3 separate regions of the Homo sapiens genome follow, and regions 2 and 3 are each linked to region 1. The links are chromatin loops, found by intact Hi-C in ENCODE. Cell type or tissue: OCI-LY7. All regions are shown on one strand.

What was found. Peaks named below come from ENCODE experiments on the same cell type or tissue, not always from the same donor. Only the 100,000 strongest peaks of a DNase experiment are listed, where the experiment ranks them.
Region 2: it touches region 1 in a loop (5-fold over the local background); 7 of 110 quality-filtered maps call a loop at or near these places.
Region 3: a loop joins it to region 1, with 2.9 times the contacts of the local background. A loop is called at or near these places in 5 of 110 quality-filtered maps.

The regions. Positions count from the first base shown.
Region 1 is chr10:95,863,248-95,867,247 of GRCh38, reverse strand. It overlaps ENTPD1 (ectonucleoside triphosphate diphosphohydrolase 1), which reads right to left. Exons shown (of 10, transcript NM_001776.6): 9 at 2,387-2,524; 10 at 1-1,071. The coding sequence ends at 865. All of the region lies in intron 3 of ENTPD1-AS1 (ENTPD1 antisense RNA 1), which reads left to right. Among named protein-coding and RNA genes, the nearest start is that of CC2D2B, 43 kb to the left of the region's middle. RefSeq lists a silencer at 1,662-1,956 and an enhancer at 1,775-2,004. In OCI-LY7, CTCF peaks have their summits at 1,650 and 1,849 (motif pointing right); a DNase peak (open chromatin) is centred at 1,857; H3K4me3 peaks cover 422 bases; H3K27ac peaks cover 413 bases.
Region 2 is chr10:95,428,502-95,432,501 of GRCh38, reverse strand. It overlaps SORBS1 (sorbin and SH3 domain containing 1), which reads left to right. Exons shown (of 33, transcript NM_001034954.3): 6 at 1-54. Among named protein-coding and RNA genes, the nearest start is that of SORBS1, 130 kb to the left of the region's middle. RefSeq lists enhancers at 1,531-2,031, 2,143-2,232. In OCI-LY7, CTCF peaks have their summits at 1,728 and 1,939 (motif pointing left); a DNase peak (open chromatin) is centred at 1,931.
Region 3 is chr10:95,373,222-95,377,221 of GRCh38, reverse strand. SORBS1 (sorbin and SH3 domain containing 1) reads left to right here. Exons shown (of 33, transcript NM_001034954.3): 19 at 1,166-1,249. Among named protein-coding and RNA genes, the nearest start is that of PDLIM1, 84 kb to the right of the region's middle. In OCI-LY7, CTCF peaks have their summits at 2,216 and 2,419 (motif pointing left); a DNase peak (open chromatin) is centred at 2,391.

The DNA.
Region 1 (4,000 bases):
AATGTTAAAATGGTGAATTATATTTATGTATATTTTACCATAATAAAAATATGCATTGGAAGATGCATTTTTTGTGACCCTGAGTTGTAACTGTATTTTTATTTGTGACATGTATATACCACCTACCTCATAGTAAGCCCTGATGTTTGAATGCATATATTTACATCTGCTTTTTGCAAATCTCAGGTCTGAGTGTTCCACTCTGTAGCATTTGGGTATCACCTAGGAATATGTGATTTATTGACATACCTGCTTTGGGTGGGATTGAGAACTGTATTGACTGCATGAGCACATATATTTCCTTATAAAACTCTTTGGCTTTAGCACATATTTGCCTACTGTAGAAAATTCTCCTACCCACAGAGCAGGCTGGGAATGGAATGTGTGTCTGCCTTCTCCAAAGGCATCATATGGCTTTCTTAATGGATGGCAAACAGGAGAGAGAAAGGGGTTCTTAAAGAGTACAACTGAACCAGTTCCTGAGATTCTTCTTTCAGCCAGCTCAGCCTCCTATCACAGGACTCAAGACTCTCAGTTCTTCTAGACAAAGTCAATATTGTTCTTTTATAAAGCAAAGATTATGAAAGGTGTCAGGTCTTTAAAACCTATACAAGCACAAAGTACAAAGGAGAAAGGTGTAGCTGGGAAAAACTCATGAAAGAGACAGTATCTGCCGAAGTCCTTGAGGCAAAGGATATTGAATACCTCCAAAAGAAAGGCTTCAGTAAAAGCCAAGGAAGCTTCACACTCGTCAAGACTGGCCCTGGCAGACAGGGAAGGATGGCCTTGAACACTGCGATGGAGGAAAATGCTCCCTGGACGATTTTTTTCCTCACTCCAGCCAGCATATTTCAGCTGCTTTTGCTATACCATATCTTTCCAGAAATATGAAGGCTTGTGAAAGATAAGCAAGCCTATGATGGCCACTGTGAAAAGGACCAGGGAGAATAGAACCATGAGGAAGACATAGGTGGAGTGGGAGAGAGGTGTGGACAATGGTTGCTCAGCTGGGATCATGTTGGTCAGGTTCAGCATGTAGCCCAAAGTCCAGCCGGCGTCGCTGCCCTGGATCTGCAAACAGTGGGGAAAGTCTGTTTGTGGTTGGAGGAGTTAGAAGAGTTATCACCTAGGGCTTAGAATTATTGGATCATGCATTGGAAGAGTTCAAACAATATAAATCACTGGCTGGGCACAGTGGCTCATGCCTGTAATCTCAGCACTTTGGGAGGCCAAGGAGGGAGGATCACTTGAGGCCAGGAGTTTGAGACTAGCCTGGGCAACATAGTGAGACCCTGTCTCTCTAAAAAATAAAATTAGCTGGGCACGGTGGAACATGTCTGTAGTCTCAGCTATTTGGGAGCCTGGGTGGGGAGGATCATTTAATCCCAGGAGTTTGAGGCTTCAGTGAGCTGTGATCATACCACTGCACTCCAGCCTGGGTGACAGCGTGAGACCATGTCTCTTAAAAAAAAAGTATATACACACACATACATCATGACTACCTCGTGTGTCAGTCCTAAATTTGACATAGGTATAATCTTTCAAACAAAATAAACTGCTGGAATTAAAGGAAGTCTGGAATATTATAACAAGGAAAAGATTTAAGTTTGAATTAGCAAGATCAGCACTGACAAGAGTGTAAGGACACTGTTATCCTCAGGCCTGCTACAGCCCTCTGTCTCAATGCTTTGTTTTGCTTGAAATCACCATATTTAATACAGGGGGTAAAATGTTTTCCCCACTAGTGAGCATGGGCTTAAAAAGGTAGAGACACACTGCTCTGGGTATTTTTGGTCAAGCATGAGTCGCTCAGCTGGGTTCTCTATTCCTGGATACCTGCAGGTGGTGCTATGGTAAAGCACAGCATTGAGGTTGCTTCTTCCGGACTCAGGCTAAGCCTGGCTTCTAAACAACGGTCTCATCATTCACAGCCACTCAGTCCCCTTCTTCACACAGAGCTTTCAGATTGGTCAACCTTGAAGTAATAACCAACAAGGATGATGAAACCATGATCATACTTTCCCAGCTTATGGAAGGGGCCTTTCAGAGGGCTGCTGAAGTCAGCACACAGAGTCACTGTAGCTGCTGAAATGCTGTTACTTTAATATATCTCGTTTTGTGTTTTGTTTTGTAAGGAATTAGTCACTGTTATGTGGGAAGGTGCAACTGAAAATGCAAGTAGCTGTCCTTAGCGAGGATGCTCACAGTGGGCCAACAGACCCAGGAGGGCTTGACACAGAATGCCAGGGTTTGAAGCAGAATGGCAGAACAGGACATCAAGCCAAAGCTACACCATGCTGACTCCCCCCTTTTTCAAGCCCCAAACTGCTTCAGTCACTACCACCGAACCCCAACCTCCCCCCAGCCCAACAGGCCCCCAAATTACCTTGCCAATGAAATGGATGTGCTCCCAGGAATCAGCTGTGAAATGATAGCCTTGCAGAAGGAGGGAGAGAATGTAGGTACCAGAAAAGCAGTATTCACTCAGGTACTTCTCCTTTACTCCAGCGTAAGATGTTTTTATCTAGAAGTGAAGTGAGGGGGAGATCATACTCGTATGATAGGCACCTCTCTGTGGCCCTCTTTTTCTCTACTAGCCCTGATGAAGAGAGGGGAAAGCCCCAGCTCCAGTGCACCTGAAGGTTGGCCTCTTCCAGAGGGTTTTGGGGGTGGTGCTGCACTCCTTCAGTGGGAGCAGGGTTTTATAGTTTAGGGTCTCTTAAGGAAGCTTTTCCTGCACAGGCTTCTATGAGATAATAACAGGTCCTCCAGGAAAAAAGTAGTTCCTGTGGTCTAGTAGGTTCTGAAACACTAAATTTCAGTACCTCTGTTCATGCCCTAGACTTTGTTTAATCTGAGTTTTCTATATGCTCTTGACCAGAGCCTTTGGCCCACAGCCATAAAAAGCCTTACCACTCACTTTAGTCCCTGGACTGGCAGCATCAGCATCACTTGGGAGCTGGTTAGTCCTCACCTTAAAACTACCAATTCAGAATCTGCATCCCAATATGATTCCCAGGTGATTCACGTGCACAGTAAAGTTTGAGAAACACAGCTGTGGACACAGTTTAGGCAGCATTTTGCTGAGGACTGCTAGCACTGCCAACATCTCACCTTCTATCTTCTGTCTTAATGTCTTTTTTTGCATCTGAGTCATGCAAAGTGGTTGTTTCCTTGAGTCCTTCCTATGTTTACTCATCCTACTCCCTACTAAAAATATTAAGAGCTGCTTGCCATCCCTTGCCCTTACCTAGCCTAGCTGTTGTGAATATACACCCAGATACCCACAGCCTGCTCTGCAACTCTCCTGCCCTCAATTTGAGGACAACAGGCCAGGACCTCTCTAGTTCAGCCTGGACTTCTGTCTGCTGCCCCATTCCTCAGCCCTTCAGATAGGCATTCCCTCCTGGATACCCTCGGCAGAGAGAGAACATTTGTTATGCATGCATCATGTACCATCTGGAACTATGCCAGATGTTTTATATGTAGTATCTCCTTGATGCCTAAACCACACCCCTCTTTTCCCAGATTTCTCTCCCTTCCGTGGGTCCTAACCCATATGCAAATCCTAACCGCTGGCTGGGGTCTGTTTCTCACTTGGTTCTTGCCTGTCCCCAGTTTCTGGAAGGATAAGTCCATAACTAGACTGCCTTGTCTTGCTCTGATGAAATTCTCAGAATGACCCAGCTTGGAGCTTGTCTTTTCAGCACAGTTCTGGAAATTATCCTTTGATTGATTCCTCTGCATGTGACATCCTCTTGAGACCTTGGTGTGGACATCAGTTGGCATTGCCTGTCCAGGTTCCTACCCCTTCCTTTCAGTCACTGCATTCTGCTTTCCCTTTGTGAAAAGACCTCCTCCCCTATTGAAGTAGTCTTGGGCCTGTCAATTGAAGGATGCCTATGGGACACAAAATCCCAAGAATCTACTTAGGTCCAACTTGAAAGTGCTGAGCCCCTGTAGGTCCTTGAAGGCTGGCCTATCCCTTGTGGGGGGCTGG
Region 2 (4,000 bases), 430 kb after region 1:
CAAGCAGTAGCCCTGCGAGCCCTCAGGAAACCCGGCAACACGAAAGCAAACCAGGTGCGCGGAAGCTAGGGAAAGCTGTTCAAAGCCACGTGGGAAGGGCGGGAGGAGGCTCTGGTGTTTTTGCTCAGGAGGGTGTGAGTTCATCAGATACCTCTTGGGGGGGGGGGGTGTGTGTGTGTGTGTGTGTGTCTCTTACGGTCCCCTGGGACAGTCAAATCATTTGGATGGGTAGTGGTCAAAGCCTCAAACTGACAGTCACATGCTGCAGATGAAGGCACAGCAATAACCACACTTTATGTTAGCTTTGACTGAGCAGGTCATCCTGTGACCACAGCCAGTGCTCTGCAGACTGCTCTCATGCAGACTGAAATAGCTTAGGGCATGGGGGGTAAGTAAGCGGTGCGATGGGCTAGAGGTTGGGCTTCTCAGAGCTCATCCCTGCTTCCTAGAGGTTCACTGTGACCTGTCCAGGCTGGGCTGGAGGTGCAGCCAGGGGAGACTGAGAAGTGTGGATGACTCAATGATCTTGCTCCTGGAAAAGCAGAGGTGGGGAGGGCTCAGGCCTGGGATTGGCCACTAGCCAGCTGCGGGAGCAGGATCAGGAAAGTAGCTCAAAGGCCCAGTGTAAACTAGGAGCAAAGGGAGATCAAAGAAGCCACATGAAGCCCATCTCCCCACCTTAACCCATCACTTGGGAAACCTGAGGTATTGAGGTTTAGAACTGGGACTTCAGAACCGGGTAGATCTCTGTGCACACCCTGTCCCCACCACCTGTCAGCTGTGCAACTTTGGTCGAGTTATTCACTGTCTCTCAACCCTGATGAACTGTAGAATGGGGTTGATAATTGCATCTGCCTCAGGATTATTGTGAGGAAGAAGTGTATGAAGTGCTGTGTATCATGCCTGGTGGCATGGAATAGACTGTTAGATGTTAGCTGCTATTTGATTATGATTAGATTATTTTGGCCTCTCCAGGGACGACTTTGCACAGCCCAAGTATTCTGGTAGTTGGCAAATGCTGACTTTGAGATCAGGCACAGTTAGTTTAGGGTGAGACAGCACCTCTCCACTCTGTAGGGCAGTGACTTTCACACTTTAGCTGCATCAGAATCACTTGGAGTAAAAAGGTAGGTTGCTGGGCCCCAGCCTGGAGTTTTAGAATGTAGGGTTCCCACTTGCAGGTCTGAGGTAGGGTCTGAAGGTTCACATTTCTGACAGGTTCATGCTGATGCTGCTAGTGCAAGGACTGCATCTGAGAGCTGCTGCTGTAGGGGATGGGAGCTTGCTTTCTTGAAGGAAAGGGAGGGAGAAATGGAATGGAGGGGAGGACCATTCCCTTGGGACCAGAGAGGCTAGGCAGTAGGGTATGCAGACCCCTCTGGTGCAGCGGGAGTGGTGTGTTGTGATAAGACAGATATGATATGTAGGATGGAAATGGCCAGACCTAGCATCCTGGAAACTGATTTTCTTCCTTCCCAGCTACCCATAACAGGTGCCAGGGCACATGCTGGTGGATGAGGCCAGGCTAGGGTTTGAGCACAAACCCCTTTCTGGTGATGTTGGTCCCCGTGAGGGCTTCTTTGTCCTTAGGCTGAGGGCAGGCCCGAGCAGCCCACAGCCCTAAAAGTCAACAGAGTAGCTTCTTGGTCCTGCATCCCTGAGCCCAGCCCTGACTCCTGACCCGCTGGAAAGGTGGGGGTGAGGAGAGAAGGCAAAGTTATTTTATTCTAAGGCTAACCTCATCCAGCCTCTCCAAGCCTAACTGGGACGACCCACTTCCAAGCTAGAGAGCATTTGGAGAAGAGAGAATCCTAAGGGATGATGCAAAGAGAAAGGCTTTAATGTGCAGTCCCCTGGCCCAGTCAAATAACCTTACAAACCAACTGTCCCGTCCTCTGGCAGCAAATGGAGGTGGTGGAGAGGGAGCTTGGAGCTCCCTCTAGTGGTTACAGTGTGGCATTGACGTAGAACACAATGCCCACCAGGTGTACGCCTGTGCTACCAGTACCGTGTGTGGATTTGTTTTTTTTTCTGTTTCGTTTTCTTTTTTTGAGACAGGGTTTACTCTGTTGCCCAGCTTGGAGTACAGTGATGTAATCATGGTTTGCTGCAGCCTCGGCCTCCCGGGCTCAATCTGTCCTCCCACCTCAGCCTCCCAAGTAGCTGAGGTGCACGTCACCACACTTGGCTAATTTTTGTATTTTTTGTAGAGACAAAGTTTCTCCATGTTGCCCAGGTTGATGTTGAACTTGTAGGCTCAAGTGATCCACCTGCCTCGGCCTGGCAAAGTGCTGGGATTACAGGTGTAAGCCACCATGCCCGGCCCCGTGTGTGGATTTGAGGCACTTTTGGAAACACTCTCTTGTCCCAGAATACTTTTGTGTCTTACAAATTTCTACCAGCTAATTTGGTGAAAAGAAATTTCACCACATCTTTTTCACCAAACCATCAGCAGATTGTTTTAAAATGCAAATACTGTACTCGGAAGAATTAAGGGATAGTTATCAGTCATTCACACCTTACAGTAAGTTCATCTTTGTAAATTGAGATCATCGAATCCAAATAAGCATACATTCATTCAGCATTATCTATGTGCCAGGTGCTGCATGAGTCACTTGGAATTGTGATGAGAAAGGAGGAAAAGAGAGCAATTCTAGGTGCATTAGGTGAGGGCAAAAGGCAGTATGTTGCAACAGGAGTCAGGTGTGGACTTGTAGTCAGCCATCTTCCTTTCGGGCTGTGGGTAAGTCCTAGTGACTTTGAGCCCATATCAAGTATGAGGAACTTGGGCCAGATGCTTTCCAAGCCTTTCTAGCTCCAGAATGCTCTGCGACCTTAGGAAGTTTGGAAATTAGCCTAACAAATGGAATCCCTTTGATTGGTGATAAATTTAAGATGGTACAGGAGGGCAGTTTGGATGAAAAGGAACAAGCTGGGTTTGAGTAGAGGAAACAAAGAAAAAATCCACGTGCTCATTAAGTATACAACGCAGACTAGAATAAGTTAACACTGGGGAGTGGGCTTAAAAGAGGATGTCAGTAAGCCGGGCGCAGTGGCTCACACCTGTAATCCCAGCGCTTTGGGAGGCCGAGGTGGGCAGATCAGTTGGGGCCAGAAGTTCGAGACCAGCCTGGCCAACATGGTGAAACCCCGTCTCTACTAAAAATACAAAAATCAGCCAAGCATGGTGTTGCACGCCTGTAATCCCAGCTACTCGGGAGGCTGAGGCAGGAGAATTGCTTGAACCCGGGAGGTGAAAGTTGCAGTGAGTGAGATCATGCCACTGCATTCCAGCATGGAAGACAGAGCAAGATTCCATCTCAAAAAGAAAAAAAAAATGAGGATGTGAGTATAGGTAATTCAGAAATGGTAATCTTGTCCCCTTACCATGCTACCTATTGGCTAACATCCTGCTGGCTCTTGACTCTGACAGTGTCCATGTCACCCTCCGGACTGACAACTTGCTGGCCCATACCAGTCTATTGTCCTATCCTGGGGCCTAGGAGCCCCTGGGCCTTCCCTGGCTTCATAAAAACAGTTTTCAGCAGTATTTGCAGACAGCCAAGCCCAGTCTGGACTGGGAGCCCAAGTGTGAGGTAGTGGATGGCTCTTGCCAAGGATTGCTTCCTACTCCCAATGCCTTTGCAGATAGCTAATGTCAGATGGCGTCTGGCTCCCTCCCTTCTCACCAGGGACAGCATTTGTCCCCCAGCTGCTCTGCCTGCTTCCTCTCTGACTTGCTCCCTGTTTGCCACCTTCTTCAATGCCTATAGGTGTCCAGGTTGTTGATTATTTGCCTGGACTGGAAGGTCCAGTCCCTACCTGGTCCCCTGATACCCACATTTCAGCAGTGCCCCCTATTTCTAGTCCTTGTCCCAACCCCCTCACCTGGGAGAGATGATATAGTTCTGGTTTCACACAGTTCTCTACTGAGGCTGAGCACTGCCACTTACTGTCTTTGCGGTATGGACAAATTACTCCACCTTACAGGGCTTCAGTT
Region 3 (4,000 bases), 490 kb after region 1:
TTTCAATCTCAGTAGAAAGTGTATGCATTTTATATTTCAGGTTATTGTAGAAAATCACCCCAACTCTCTTTTTGCGATTATCAATGTTTTTTGAAACATATATACATACTTAATTAGTCATGAACCTCAAACACTTTTCCCTGATGTAAACATTTCTCCAATTTATGAAGGGGAAAACATGATTTGCTTTGCACACATTCATTTTCCAACTAGTTATTTCCAGAAACACGTGTTATTCCATGAAATAAGGTGCCAGAACTTTATACTTATTTGGTTAAATATTATATCCCATGAAATCAAATTATCAGTCTATTGATACCTCATAGTGTTATATAAAGTGAGAAATCTAACTTATTTTTGTCATATAACCCAGAAGTTTTTTTCCCCTTTGTTCTGTTATCTGTCTTGTCTAGCTTTTCTTTCACTTTATTTTTTCCCAATTCTTTAACATTTATTTGTTAAAACACGAAGTATATTCTGTCTGTATTCATCCGCCATGGATACTTGTTTAAAATGTTTTTTCACTGTGTCCTCTGTCTTTACTTATATCATTTTTCACTTTCACTTTACTGTGTACGGGACATGGTTTCCTACCTACTCATGTGCCATTAAAGATGCAGTATTAACCAATTGGCTTTTATAAAGTGTCAATATTTGTGTTTATTTCGAAAACCTTAAGGCAGCTTTGCAAATAAGTACTAAAGTTGTACTAGCCCATAAAAATCAGCTCTACTCAACTGGCATAGATGGCTAAATGTTTGGTGTGCTCACCAGGTCATTTGCTCATAACTAATAGTTCTTTGTAAAGGGCTTTCTTTTCTTCCACATTACTGAAAATTATTGCAGAATGCTGTTATGCCCAGATTCAGACTTGTTGTGTAGGCAGCAGTGTGGTGCAGAGTTGTCCATCTATAGTCCATTTTCCTCTGCCTTAGGGCTGAGAATGATTCACTTACTGTTCCCTGCCTCAATTTCCCTGTTTTTATAAACCCATCCTCTCCCTCCTGTTTTTGCTGTTGTCAGTAAAAACAGATGATTGCTGCTGTTGAATGCAGCTCCTGTATATACCTGGAAACCACTGCATCTCTACTGGCCTGTTCCTATGTAATCTTTGCATAATGTTATCCTTCTCTTTCTTCCATTTCTCTATCACCAACCCCTATAGAGTCGGGATATAAGCCCAGAAGAGATAGATTTAAAGAATGAACCTTGGTATAAATTCTTTTCGGAATTGGAGTTTGGGAAACCGGTAAGTTTAATAGCTTCAGTGGTTATACACCTTTTAAACTAATGCTGTGGATGCGTTGTTGCTGCTAAAGAATCAGATGTTTGTAAGGAATTCAGAAAGTGGGGAGCAGTCATGTTGGTTGTCCGTAGTGGGATTGTCTCTTCTCACTACAACCTCTGAGCTTTCTTTTGCCTTACTTCACTGAGAAAGGATAGTGAGCTCTGGAAGTATATCTTGCTGGAATATCCCAGAGAAACACAAATAATCATTGCTTGTCTTAGACCTCCCCCCACTAACAACAAGTACCACATGCCTTGCGGATGGCATTATTTCAGCCATTGTTTTCACTTCCTTGACCAAAGTCTTTATGGTCTGTGAAAGACAAGCTGAAAATGTGTTACACACTGAGAAGACCAGCATTGTCTCTGCTTTAAATAGCATTTTTAAAAGCACATATGTAAATGAAGTCCCAGAGCAGGCCAACAAGGACCTCTTTGTGCAGATGTGACCCACAAATGCAACCCCATTATAGGTGACTTTTAGGGAATGATTTCTATGATGTAGGATATTTCCCAAAGTTTGAAATGGGAGTAAGGAATTCTAGCATCTTTAGTATTCAGCCTACAGTTGCCCCATGATATCTCTGAATTGGCTTTGGTACAAATTGACTTTTGGCACTTAAAGGAGGATTTTCTTAGCCTTGCACCCAAAGGAATATAAAATAGAAGGGAGAATTGAGCTCATCCTTCCTCTAGAGATAACGAAACTGACTTTAAAACTCTAGTTATTTTAAAGTCTTAATTATTACAGCTGCAAAAAGAATTTACAGGTAGAGGAGTTAAGTGTATAAACACATTTTATTCAATGATTGTATGAGACTTTATGCATTGGATCCAGCTTTTGAGTTTCTGTGGTCTGGGATGATAGTTTTATTTGCAGACAGGAATGTATTTTATAGTTGAGTAAATAAAATGTTTTAAAATTTTTTATTAAAACAAAGACAAAGAGAAATTAAGTTGGTGCTTAGGAATTGCTCTTTGATTTGGCAGTGCTGAGCTTTGAAAGTTCAGGCATCTTCTGAGTTAAGAGCACCAGACTTGCAAACAGCCTGCTTGTTCCTCTCTTCTGGTCCCTCCTAGACACTGTCTCCCGATAGCAGCTGAGCTGTCCTGGATGAACAGCGCCACCTAGTGACCAGTGGAGAGGGACGCATCTGACCCAAAGTCTGCACCCTCCTTCTCCCCTCCCCAAAGCATTGGTGCACACCTCATTTCTTCTCCTTTCTCTCCTTTCTTTTTTTCGCCTCTGCTGTTCACCATTCAGACATCAGTTAAATCTACCTCAGGCAATCTTTTCCACGTGCAGTATTTAACAGTATCCTAACCCTTTCTCTTTTCTCCTTTTCTTAAAACCTGGTCAATTATGTCACCGAAAAAAGCTTTTGCTGTGTGTAGTTGTCTCCCCACCCCCAAAACAGACCATGATTGGTATATGAAACAATAATGCCATACTTTAGTCAAGGAAAGCAAAAGCTATTAAGTTATGTTTAATAGAGTCCATGCCGTTGATTTTTCAAGTCTGTTTCAGAATCCACACATTTCTGCCCATCTCATCTGCCAAACAACTAAATTAGTTTTATCTAAAATATTAGCTTTCAGGAAAAATGGTGGAATTTTTTCCCTAATTAGTTGTGATTGTTTTACTAAATCTATCATTACAAATAATTTTTGAGGATAATATATAGTATTTTAATACCAGCATACATTTAAATAGTCTCCATGCATAGCTTGATAAATTAACAGTATTGCTGCCAAAAACTTCACTCCAGGTACCACACAGCTAACTTCAAACAAATGTTGAGAACACAGTCCAGTTGTATACTGGGGCTTTCCTCTAGCTTGTCTCCCCACCCCATTGCTCTAACAACCTCTTAATTATTTAAAGACTCAGAGATGCTTTTTCAAAGTAGCATTTTCTCTGAAGCCACATGCATTCTTTGCACAGGCCTCAGAGTTCTTCTAATGAGACTGCTTCTTTTTGTGTAGGTCTTACTTTAAAAGATAATACTTGTGAAGACTTGCCAAATTAACTAAATCAATGCCCATATCCTGAGGAACAGTCCTGAAATGAACAGCTCCTTATGGTCTGAGGCATCCTAATGGTGGGCTTATTACCTAGTTGAACTAACAGGGTTTGGGAGGAAGGTGTGGTAAGGATAAATTTTTTCTTCACTTCCTACTGCAACCACTCTGCCACAAAAGAGTAAGAGACATAAATAAAAGTGGCATAAACCATGGAAGCTGTTTTGGAAAGCTTTTCAGCCATTCAGAAGCAGAATCAAAATCCTACCAGATCATGGGAATCAGCATTTCTACTTTTTTTTTTTCTCACACCAACTGGGGACCACTTTCCCCAGTAAAGCCTGCCAGAACTTTGACACTAGACATTTACCCTGAACTCCTTGCTTCCTCCACCCCTTCGCTTTAGCCACCCAAAATGAACTGAAATTTCAGCAAGATCCTGACTAAAAAGATACCTTTTTAGCTCCAACAAGTTGTTAGAATAGCAAATAGTTCAAGACTCCAGGGACCATTTTTGGACAGATTATTTAAAACCAGTTTAATTTGTAAACACTGCCCTGTTTATTGCAGTAAAGAAATGATCGTAAGTCATTAGGCTTTAAAAAGTCTACTTCTGCAGATGAACAGTCCAAGTGTATTAAGTGCTTAAAGATGAATGGTAATTGGTAATATCACTTACTTTATGAAATGC